Linked DNA regions of Homo sapiens: region 1 is linked to region 2. A link is a loop called in an ENCODE intact Hi-C map of the cell type or tissue named here. Cell type or tissue: ascending aorta. All regions are shown on one strand. Links, peaks and the distances in the headings refer to the core of each region. The heading gives the core; the rest is flanking DNA.

Evidence for each region. Peaks named below come from ENCODE experiments on the same cell type or tissue, not always from the same donor. Only the 100,000 strongest peaks of a DNase experiment are listed, where the experiment ranks them.
Region 1: it touches region 2 in a loop (4-fold over the local background); 16 of 110 quality-filtered maps call a loop at or near these places.

Annotation. Positions count from the first base shown.
Region 1 is chr10:113,438,821-113,443,618 of GRCh38, reverse strand. No RefSeq gene overlaps it. Among named protein-coding and RNA genes, the nearest start is that of HABP2, 110 kb to the left of the region's middle. In ascending aorta, for the core only: a CTCF peak has its summit at 2,156; no DNase peak of the experiment used is centred there.
Region 2 is chr10:113,518,680-113,523,678 of GRCh38, reverse strand. No RefSeq gene overlaps it. Among named protein-coding and RNA genes, the nearest start is that of HABP2, 32 kb to the left of the region's middle. In ascending aorta, for the core only: a CTCF peak has its summit at 2,291 (motif pointing right); a DNase peak (open chromatin) is centred at 2,328; H3K27ac peaks cover 2,025 bases.

The DNA of each region.
Region 1 (4,798 bases), core at 278-4,277, 80 kb after region 2:
ATTCTCATTCCCTGGAGAAATAGCCAAGAGTGTTGGGCTTTTCCAAAGGGACTTCAGCGGAAACTTGGGAGCAGTATAGACACATCTTCACAAAGGTTTGGATGGGGCCCCTTGACCCAATAGGAGAGCTAGGAGGGGGCTTTCTATTGACCTTTGAAGGTCAAGCTCCTGACCCCACAGCTCTGGGCAGTGTGGCTCAGAGGCTGCCTCTCTAGGAGGATCCTGGAGTAAAAGTGAGTCACAAATGAGCTAATCACCATTAATGTGTCAGCTGAAACTGCCAGTCTGACATCCCTCCTAATGGCTGACAAATGTCAGGGTGACTTGTGTGCTTTTTTTGTTAATTAAATTGGTTAATTAGGTCCCAGAGGCCTAGCTGCTAATTATGAGCTGCAGCCGAATATGAGCTAAAAAAAAAAAAAAAAAAAAAAAGATGCAAGGAAGTTGAAACAAAAGAGAAAACACACACACACACTTACACACACACACACACAAACACACATCCCCAACTCCTTTGTGTTCTTTACAGTCTGTACTGTTACCTTCTCTTAATTTCTGACCTGCCACATGTTACTACCTTCTTGATGTGTTCAAAAAAAAAAAAAAAAAGGAAGGTAAGAAAAACTCCAATTCTGCCTTTTTCCACAAGAAGCATCTGCTCCATCAGTACCTTGTTCATTAATTTTCTGCCAATTAGCAAGGGAAAAAAAGGTAGATGGGGAGGGGGAGAAAAAAGTCCAGATTTGCAGCCTAATGCGTTACCTTGTGAAGATCATGTTTTCAAAATGACACGTTCCCTCCCTTTTGGAGAAAGAGGCGGTAACAGTCAGCCAGACCCTGCTCTGACTTGTTGGTGGAAAAGTTGATGAAAACTTTTCCCAGAATTTCATAGAACAGGCCCCAGTCACAAGTATGAAATCACAGGGCAGTCTACCCTGTGCCACTGAGGAAGAATCTGCCTTAAAGGTAAATAAAGGCACTTCCAGCTCATGGAGGAATCTAGCAAGTTAGAGCTGCAAGTGAGTGTCCCCAAGAAGTACCTTCCAACACTCAACCACACACCACTGGGAGCGTCTTCCCCCAGTTCTCACTTCCAGTTAGAGGAGAACATTGAGGAAGTTGTATCTTCCAGCTTCATACCTCTGGGTCACACCCGTTCTGAGAGCTGGCAAGCCCCAAATAAACTGGCTGATGTTCTTTGGCTGGGGGAGAGGGAGGAGGGATGGGAAGGGGCAAGGAGGGAAACTGAGGTAGTGGAGAGAGAAAGGGGAGGAACTCAAAGGGCCTTTGAGGCAGAATCATATTCTTTTCAGCTCCTGAGTTTCCAGCAGTGACATTTAGACTCTTTAGGGTTTAGCTGTTCCAGCTTCAGCTCTCCTTCCGCTCAGAGCCCTGAGCTAGAAGAGTCTGGGCCTTTGAAAATATGTGGCTAGAAGCTCAGGGACTGCAAGAATATGCATGACCCAGACACTACTTGGAGCAGTCTTCCCCTGATGCATTTAGGTGAACTTGACTTCTTCTCCCAGTTCCACAGTTTTCCCTCCCAGCTTAGCCTTGGAGTCCAGAGCCCACCTCCTGGCTTCTGGTTCCCAGCTTCCACCTCACCCAGTCCTGCACATCTGCTTCTGGGGATGCGAGCTGTCTTTGGCCCCTTCACTGTTCCCAAGGCCTGCACTCAATGGTTCTACCTTTCCCGAAGCCTTGAGGAGTTATGGGCAGGAGCCACAACCCACACAGAGCCTTCTGCCTCCCTCATGGCCCTGCCTTCCAAGCTCCAGCACCTTCATCACCACCTTCTATGATCACTCCAAATTTAGACTGCCTCGCCCAACTTCTGGCCAGAAGTCACTGAGACAAGTGCCTGGCAAGCTCAAGGCTAAAAGCAAAGCTGCAGGTTTAATAACAATTCTACTTGAGTCTCTTTGTGTTCATTAGCAGTGGCGTGTGTGTATGTGTGCACGCGCACATGTGTGTGCACATGCATGCATGTGTGTGCGCCCCAGCTGTCATTAATAGCAGTGTCTGCTTGGGGTCATTCTGAGCAAAGCACCTTTGAAGTAATTTTCAGGAGAACATGGTAAAAATCTGTGGGACAGTTGGTGAGGTTGATTATGCCGTGCCAGGGAAGACAAGACAGGCAGACAGTGCCCCACAGTGGGCAAAAGCGTGGCTCTGTCTCCTGATGACCAGGGTCCAAGTCTTGTCTGGCCACTCACTTGTTGCACAACCTTAGATCAGTTACTTCAACATCTGTGAAACTCGTGTTTTAATCTGTGACATCCCTCTAATAACAGTAGCTGCCTCCTAGGTGGTTGCTGGGAGCAAATGAGACGAGGCCTGTGAGTGGTCAGCACAGAGCCTGGTATGCACCGAGTACTCGGGAACCATTAGCTACTGTACGTCCTTTGCCCGCTTGCTCATTCATTTAAAAGCTAACGTCCACAGGAGCATCAGTTACACCAGGAACTTGGCATCAGTGTTGTGGGTGCCTTGCTTATATTTAACTTATTCTCAAGAGTTTCTTTTTCTTTTTTTCATATTTAGTAGAATGGCATATGCTGTTTCTCTAAGAAACTGTAGTATTTATGACTCTTAAACCCAAAGACAGCTGGACACGGTGGCTCACGCCTGTAATCCACTTTGGGAGGCCGAGGCGGTTGGATCACCTGAGGTCAGGAGTTCGAGAACAGCCTGGCCAACACAGTGAAATCCCGTCTCTACTAAAAAATACAAAAATTAGCTGGGTGTGGTGGCAGGTGCCTGTAATTCCAGCTACTCGGGAGGCTGATGCAAGAGAATCTCTTGAACCTGGGAGATGGAGGTTGCAGTGAGCCGAGCTCGTGCCACTGGACTCCAGCCTGGGCGACAGAGCGAGACTCCATCTCAAAAATAAATAAATAAATAAATAAAATAAAATAAAATAAAGAGACACCAACATTCTCTTTGGATTTATGATGGGTACTGCTCTGCCCCCCGGGGTCTCATGTGAGACCCAAAGGAGAGGTGAGGGGTGGAAGAAAAGGGATTCTCATACTCTATAAGAAGTCAAACTGTTCACCCCATCACACCATTCATATTGTCTAGTGCTTTCTACAGAATCCCTTGTAGGAAGGAGCTGCCTCCTGCTCTCTGAGGGAGGAGAGGCTATTTAAGTCCCAGTCCTCAGAACAGGGAGCCCAGGGTCTCTTTGGGTGTCCCCATTCCTTTTCGGTAGAGAAACCTCACAATTTCCATTTTCTTTTGTTGCATCATCCACTGAAAGGGAAGATAATTTGACTGCGCCAAAAGGTAGGGTGGCCAACTGTCCTAGCTTGCCCAGGACTGAGGGGACTTCCAGGACATGGACTTTCAGTGCACAAGGGCAGAAACTCCCAGACAAGTCTGGATGAGTTGGTCACCCTTCTGGAAGGCAGATTTTTAGCTATTGGTTTACGAGAGTCAGTGCAGTTGGGGGAGGTGCTAATTCCAAGCCACCCAGCAATTTAATAAACTCAGTGAAAACCTGAGGCATCTCAGAATATCAGCAAACTGTAAATGGATAAATGTGGCTTGGGGGCTTCTGACTGCAGAAATCACAGAAACACATAATTTCCCAGTTGCACAGTACATGGGCTGTGGGTCTCACCCCCTTGGAAGTTGGAGTCCTATATGGGAACTTTTGAGAATGAAGTCCTGAATCGACTAAGCTGCTCCCCACAAATACTTTCTGGAATACAGAGAGGGAGAGGAAGAGATGTTTAAGAGTCAACAAGACAAAAACAAAAAACTCAGAGGGGCCTTGTGGAAACTGCCCAGCAGAGGCAACTCCTGAGGGAAGTCGACCTGGTGCCAGGGCGCAGAAAGCTTGCTCTTCTCAACTGGGGTAGATCTTTCAATCCTGACTTGAAATGAAGGGGCTAAGCATGCTTCCTTCAGATTTATAAAGAATGCTGCAAGAAGAAACGAAGGATCTGTCTCTCCACAAGAGGAAAGAAAGACAACAAAAATTAGGGGAAGAGAACTAACATGCATTGAGTGCATAAAATATGCCTCCCCATCTATTTTACAATATTTCCATTTAATTCTATATTTGACTGCTGAGGGGACCAGGGCTGAGAAAGGAAAGTAACCTCTCCAAGGTCACTTGGCTAAGTGAACAGACCTTGGAATTGTAATCATAATGATGATAATTCAATAAAAATAGCCCTAATAATGGAGAAACAGTTAAAATGTATTAAGTGTTTCTTAGGTCCAGGCACTAAGATACATTCTTTGATGTTTAATCCATCTAATCCTCAAACAGCCTTCCAAGTTTGTACCATAATTAAGCCCATTTAACATGCAGGTAAATTGAGGATTAGAGAGAACATGCAAACTACTAAAGGATAGCCAGCCAGTAACTACAAGAACTGGGGTTTAAACCTATGTCTGGCTTCATAGACCATGCACTTCCCATTGCACAACACACTTGATCCTTCTCAGTTTATAAAAACACTTTTGCATATGTTACCACATTTAACCATTGAAACTGATATTTTCTAGATTTAAACAGTGAGGCCAAGAGAGGATATGACTTGCTCCAAATCTTATAGCTTGTTAGTGTAGGAGCCTTGCAGAAAACTGACTCCAAGTCTAGCACCCTAGGAGAACCATGGCCCTATGTGTCCACTGGAAAAAAATATATATATTCTTCCAAAATGGTGGCTTTGTCCTCTTGCCCAACTGGAAGCTTCTTAAGTAACTGGATCAACCCCTAGGGATCCGTGAGTGACTCAGAATGGGAAAAAGATGCTTATTATACAGGGCAAAGAAATGTGAG
Region 2 (4,999 bases), core at 478-4,477:
TAGCAACAGGGACATTAGGACTCCTGTGCATGAGACTTACTGTTCCCTGTTACCAAAAAAAATTTTTCCTACTCATTTTAGGTGTTATTGTGAAAAGGATACTTGACCCAGATATGCAGTGTCTTTTGGAATAACCATATCGCAGTGAATGCCTCTTAATTAAGCCATGACCTTCGCCCAGTTCGTCTTTTTCCTGAATGTGCTCTTTCTTTTCCTACCCAAACTGCTTTGAGTAAAAGCGAGGCTGGGCCCAGAAAGCATGAACTATTTTTCTCTCTTTTCTTTCTAATATCTGTAGCTCTAGCTCTGGCTCCAGTCTCCCATTTACAGCTGCCCACAGGAAATTGCATAGATGTCCCAAAGGCTCTCCAAATCCACATGCCTGAAACAAAGCACATTCTCTCCTCGGTGCCCAACCACACTTCCTGGTGGAGGTGCTGTTATTCTCCCAGCCTGTGGAGGTCAAGGTCGGAGAAACCATTTGGATGGCACCACTTTCTTCATTCTTAATGTGCCAGGAGTCAGCGCGTCCACCAAGCTTTCCTTTCCAGCATCCCTCAGCAGCTTGTCCTGAGTTCCAGCCCTCCTACTCAGTCCCTTTGCAATCCACCTGGCACTGGCTGCCAGAGATATCTTGCCCCCATAGGACCGTTACCACGGTTTCTTGCCCAGCAGCCTTTGGCGATTCCCTGTTGCCTACTGCTTTAAGTCAGCCTGAAGTCAAGGGGCTCCATAACCCAGCCTGTCTTTAATTTCCTTCCTTTTCCTATCAGATCTCTCACTCATAATTCAACTTCCTTTACTGCCTCCAGCTAAAATGCTCTCCTCCTTCCTCTATACATCTTTAATCTACCCATGTGCCAAGAGCTGGAAAGGTAAATTAGATTGTATGCCATTTTCCCATTCTGCTTAACTGTTATAACTGCCTGGAGCTGTATTATGAGAATAATTCTGAAATTATATTCATGATCTATGTGAAAGAGATCTGTAATCGATTAGTGATGTCTGCCATGCGTAAGGCGGGAAAGAGCGAAGCAAACAGACTCTGGCTAGAGCCAACTGATAGCAGCCTGCCTCCTCCATGCAGCCTGGGACAATGGCAGCCCTATGGATCACCTTGCCCATGACCAATTTATCATATTAATAATAAACACAGGATTGCAATGGGCTCTGAGAAGAAAAATACCTGAGATATCTGCCTTTAAAAAAGCCATGGTGGTGCTGGGCTCGGTGGTTTATGCCTGTAATTCTAGCACTTTGGGAGGCTGAGGCAGGTGGATCGCTTGAGGCCAGGAGTTCAAAACCAGCCTGGTCAACATGGCAAAACCCTGGCTCTACTAAAAATACAAAAATCAGCTGGGCATGATGGCACATGCCTGTAGTCCCAGCTACTTGAGAGGCTGAGACAGGAGAATTGCTTGAACCCAGGAGGTGGAGGCTGTAGTGAGCCGAGATCGCACCACTGCACTCCAGCCTGGGTGACAGAGCAAAACGCTGTCTCAAAACAAAACGAAACAAAACAAAACAAAAAACGAAAAACAAACAAACAAAAAAACAAACCATGTTGAAGAGTCTATTTACCCAGGTTTTTATCACATCTCACCCGGTTCTCTCTCTGCATCAGACAATTAAAAACCTTACTTGTAACAATAATGGCTAGCTTTTATGAGAACTTACTCTGTGCTGGCACCATGCTAAGGCTTGACACATGTCATCTCAGTTAATCATTATAGTTTTGCGAAGGAGGAAGGGGGTACACCTAAAAGGCCATCTTGCAGATGAGGAAACGACATTCAGAGCAACGAAGTGACTCCTTCGAGGTCACCTAGGCAATCAGTGGTGGGGCCAGGATACACATCCAGGGCCATTTGATTCCAAACCTTGGCTACTAGATGAATGGGTATTTTTGTTTATTAGTGTATGGTATTGTTCACTTTTGATGAAGGTGTTAGAAATAGACAGCAAAGTCTCTGAGTGCATAAATTTGTCACACACTTTGTTATATTTTTCCCTTCCACACCCAAGTACCTAACACAGGCCTAAGTCAGAGTTGATGGAGTCTCTAATGCTCTTTTTGCGGCTGCTCAGGCCCTATCAATTGCTGCTTATTATTTATTTTAACATATTTTCAAGGCCCGAGAAGGAGGATCACATTACATACAGTCTATGGGGAACTGGGCTCAAAATGACTCAGGGATCCCAAAAAGATTGTGCTCCAACAGGTAAAAATATCCCCCTGTGGCCTCATTGAAATTGCCAGCTTTTCCAGATGCAGCAGCAACTTTTGGCCACAAGAGGACAGTAAAGACAAGGCTACCAGGACCAAGTCCGACCAGCCTCTCCATCCAGGCTTCACAAGCGAGCAGAGACCTTGGCAGCAATTACTGTTTCTTTTATTATGACCACTGTCATACAATCTTCAGATGAAATGCACTTCAACAGGCTGATGCAAAGATCTAATGACTTCCCTGCAACTTCCAGCATAAACGAAGCTAAAATGGCCATTTATGCATGCATGCATTTGTTCCACCTGCATTTATTGAGCACCTACTGTATTACAAGCACTGTACTATCTAGGGGAGATGATGGGCAAGTACACTGAGAGACCTAGTACAGGTTTCCAAGAGGCATCGGAAGCACCAGAGGAGGCACTGTGCTCTAAGAGAGTCAGGAGGGCATCTCTGAGGAGGTGACATTTGCACAGGGTCTTGGAGAAGGTCTGGGAGCTCACTAAATAGAGATGGCAGGGGCCAGTGCGGGGGCTGGGGCAGGAATCCCAGACAAAGGGAGGAGGGAATGGCAGCCAGAGACATCACTGGAGCGGATATGAATCTTTGTACTGCTTGCTGTGGGCTGGAATTTGAAATTTGATGGCTATTTTTGGAATGAGATTCCTGAAACGCTCCCCTGTCTTCTTCGGTCAGGTTTATAACCATCCATGGGAGTGGAGCTCTAGGCTCTGACTAAAAGGGAGCAATGGGGACCTCCTTTTCTAGAAAGTTCTTGTGATGATAGCCTTCCTGAGCAGATTTGTGGGAGTTTCCAGCCAGACCATTCAGGATCTTCCTCTGGAGCAAGCCCAAAGGGGCCTGTGCAAGGCTGGGTAGGAACATGAGGGGCCCTCCCAGCCCCCTCCTGCACTGGGCTGGAGGCGGGCTGAGGGCCCAGCTCTGTCTTCAGAAAAGCAGCCACAGTCCCCGAGCAGGTGGGTTTCCAGCCCTGCTTTTTCTCCCTGAGCTCTTTTCCCCAAATGGCCCTTTCCCCTTTTCTGCTGCTTAAGCCTTGCCCAGATTCTATGGCAAACAACAGCTATCCTGCCAGTTGACCTGAGTCACTGGGTATAGGAAGGGGCCAGAGCTCACATGGCCATTCAAATCTAGGCTTTGTCTGCATCTTGGCTCTGTGAACTTGGACTTGACATTTAACCTCTCTGGGTCTCTGTTGGCTTGTGGTGAGGTTGACAGAATACAGAGGTAACTGTCTGTATACTTGGGTCCCAAGTGAGGGCCTAAGTTATGGACTCCAACTTGCATGAGTGTCTTGGGGGCACATTAGGTATGTCGGGGCGCTGGGAGCACCTGGGCAAAGGGCTACAACTTAACCTCCCAAGGACCCCATGGGGGAAGTTGAGTGCCCTCCATCCCTCAGTAGGAAATCCCAGTGTGTGAACAACACCTAGACACTATTGGGCAAGGCTGTCACTGCTGTTTCCTCTGGTGCTGCCCCTTAACCCACAAAAGCTGGGAGTTGAGAGGCCTGAAATGAACGAAGGAGGAAGTGCCATGCGGGAGCCGGCCCCTGGGGGCGTTAAAGGTACCCTCACGGCCCCTCTCAGCCACCTCTTCACAGAAGGGACCATTCTCAAAGGGAGCCAGAGCCTGGGCATGCTGGGCCGGTAGAGGGTTTGCCCGGATCGCAGTCAGGGCTGCACCTCCGGCCAGGAGGCTGAGAGGGAGGACATCCACCCAGCAACTGGGGAGCAAAGTGGACAGGGGTGGCCGAGCCCCAGGAGGGGAGAGTGTCAGAGATGTGTGACAACTGAGAGAAGGCCCTGCTGGGTCCATTCATCCTCATCATCTTCTTCATCATCATCATCATCCTCAGGATAAGATATAAGAACAACAATAAAATAGTAACTTCGATTAACAAGCACCTACCATGCCCCGGACATTTTCCACACACAAAATCTTCACAGCAGTACTTCCAGGTAGGTGGCGTCATTGTTCCCATCTTACAGATGAAAACACCGAGGCTCAGAGAGTCTAGGCAACTTGCCAGCTTGCTTTTAGCAGCAAGAATCAGGATTCAAACCCGGACGTACCAAACTTCAATCTTTGGCCTCTTTCCAGTTCCACACTGCCTCCCTGAAAGAATTAGTCACTCTTGATCCAAAAGATTCCCATTATTTTTTTCTTTGATAATGTGGTTACTCTGAGTTAAAGTGACTCTAACTCAGAGGCAGATTCTGAAAACTAACAGATGCTTAAGAGCTAAGCAGTGACAAAAACAGAATCTTGTGTGCAGGAAACAGAGACCAGCCCTGTGCTGCCGGTGTCCCATCACCGCACTTCCCATTCAGTAGCCCAGCAGGCTGGGCCAGATTTGCAAGCCCCCCGTCCCTCCTCATGCTTGCCTGGAGAGTGGACATTCCCTTCCCTGCAAGGATGGGACCTCCAGCTCTAGTCCCACTGAAAGCCAGTGACTGAGAGCCAGATACACCTTGTTTCAAGTCCAAATAGTGGCTGTGTGGCCTTAGGCAGGTTTCCTAACCTCTCCAGGCCTCATATGTAAGATAGGGTATAGCCCGACTTGCAGAAATCTAAGGTGCCACAGGTGATAAAATGCACTATTATTTTAAATACCACTGGAAAAAGTAAAAAAAAAAATGCTGTGAATTAAACTAGGATTTAACGCTGACATGCCACGAATTGTAAGAGACATCCAAATGTTGGTGATATCAAAATATGAAGTGGAGTCTTGTTTTAGAATTGATAACAAA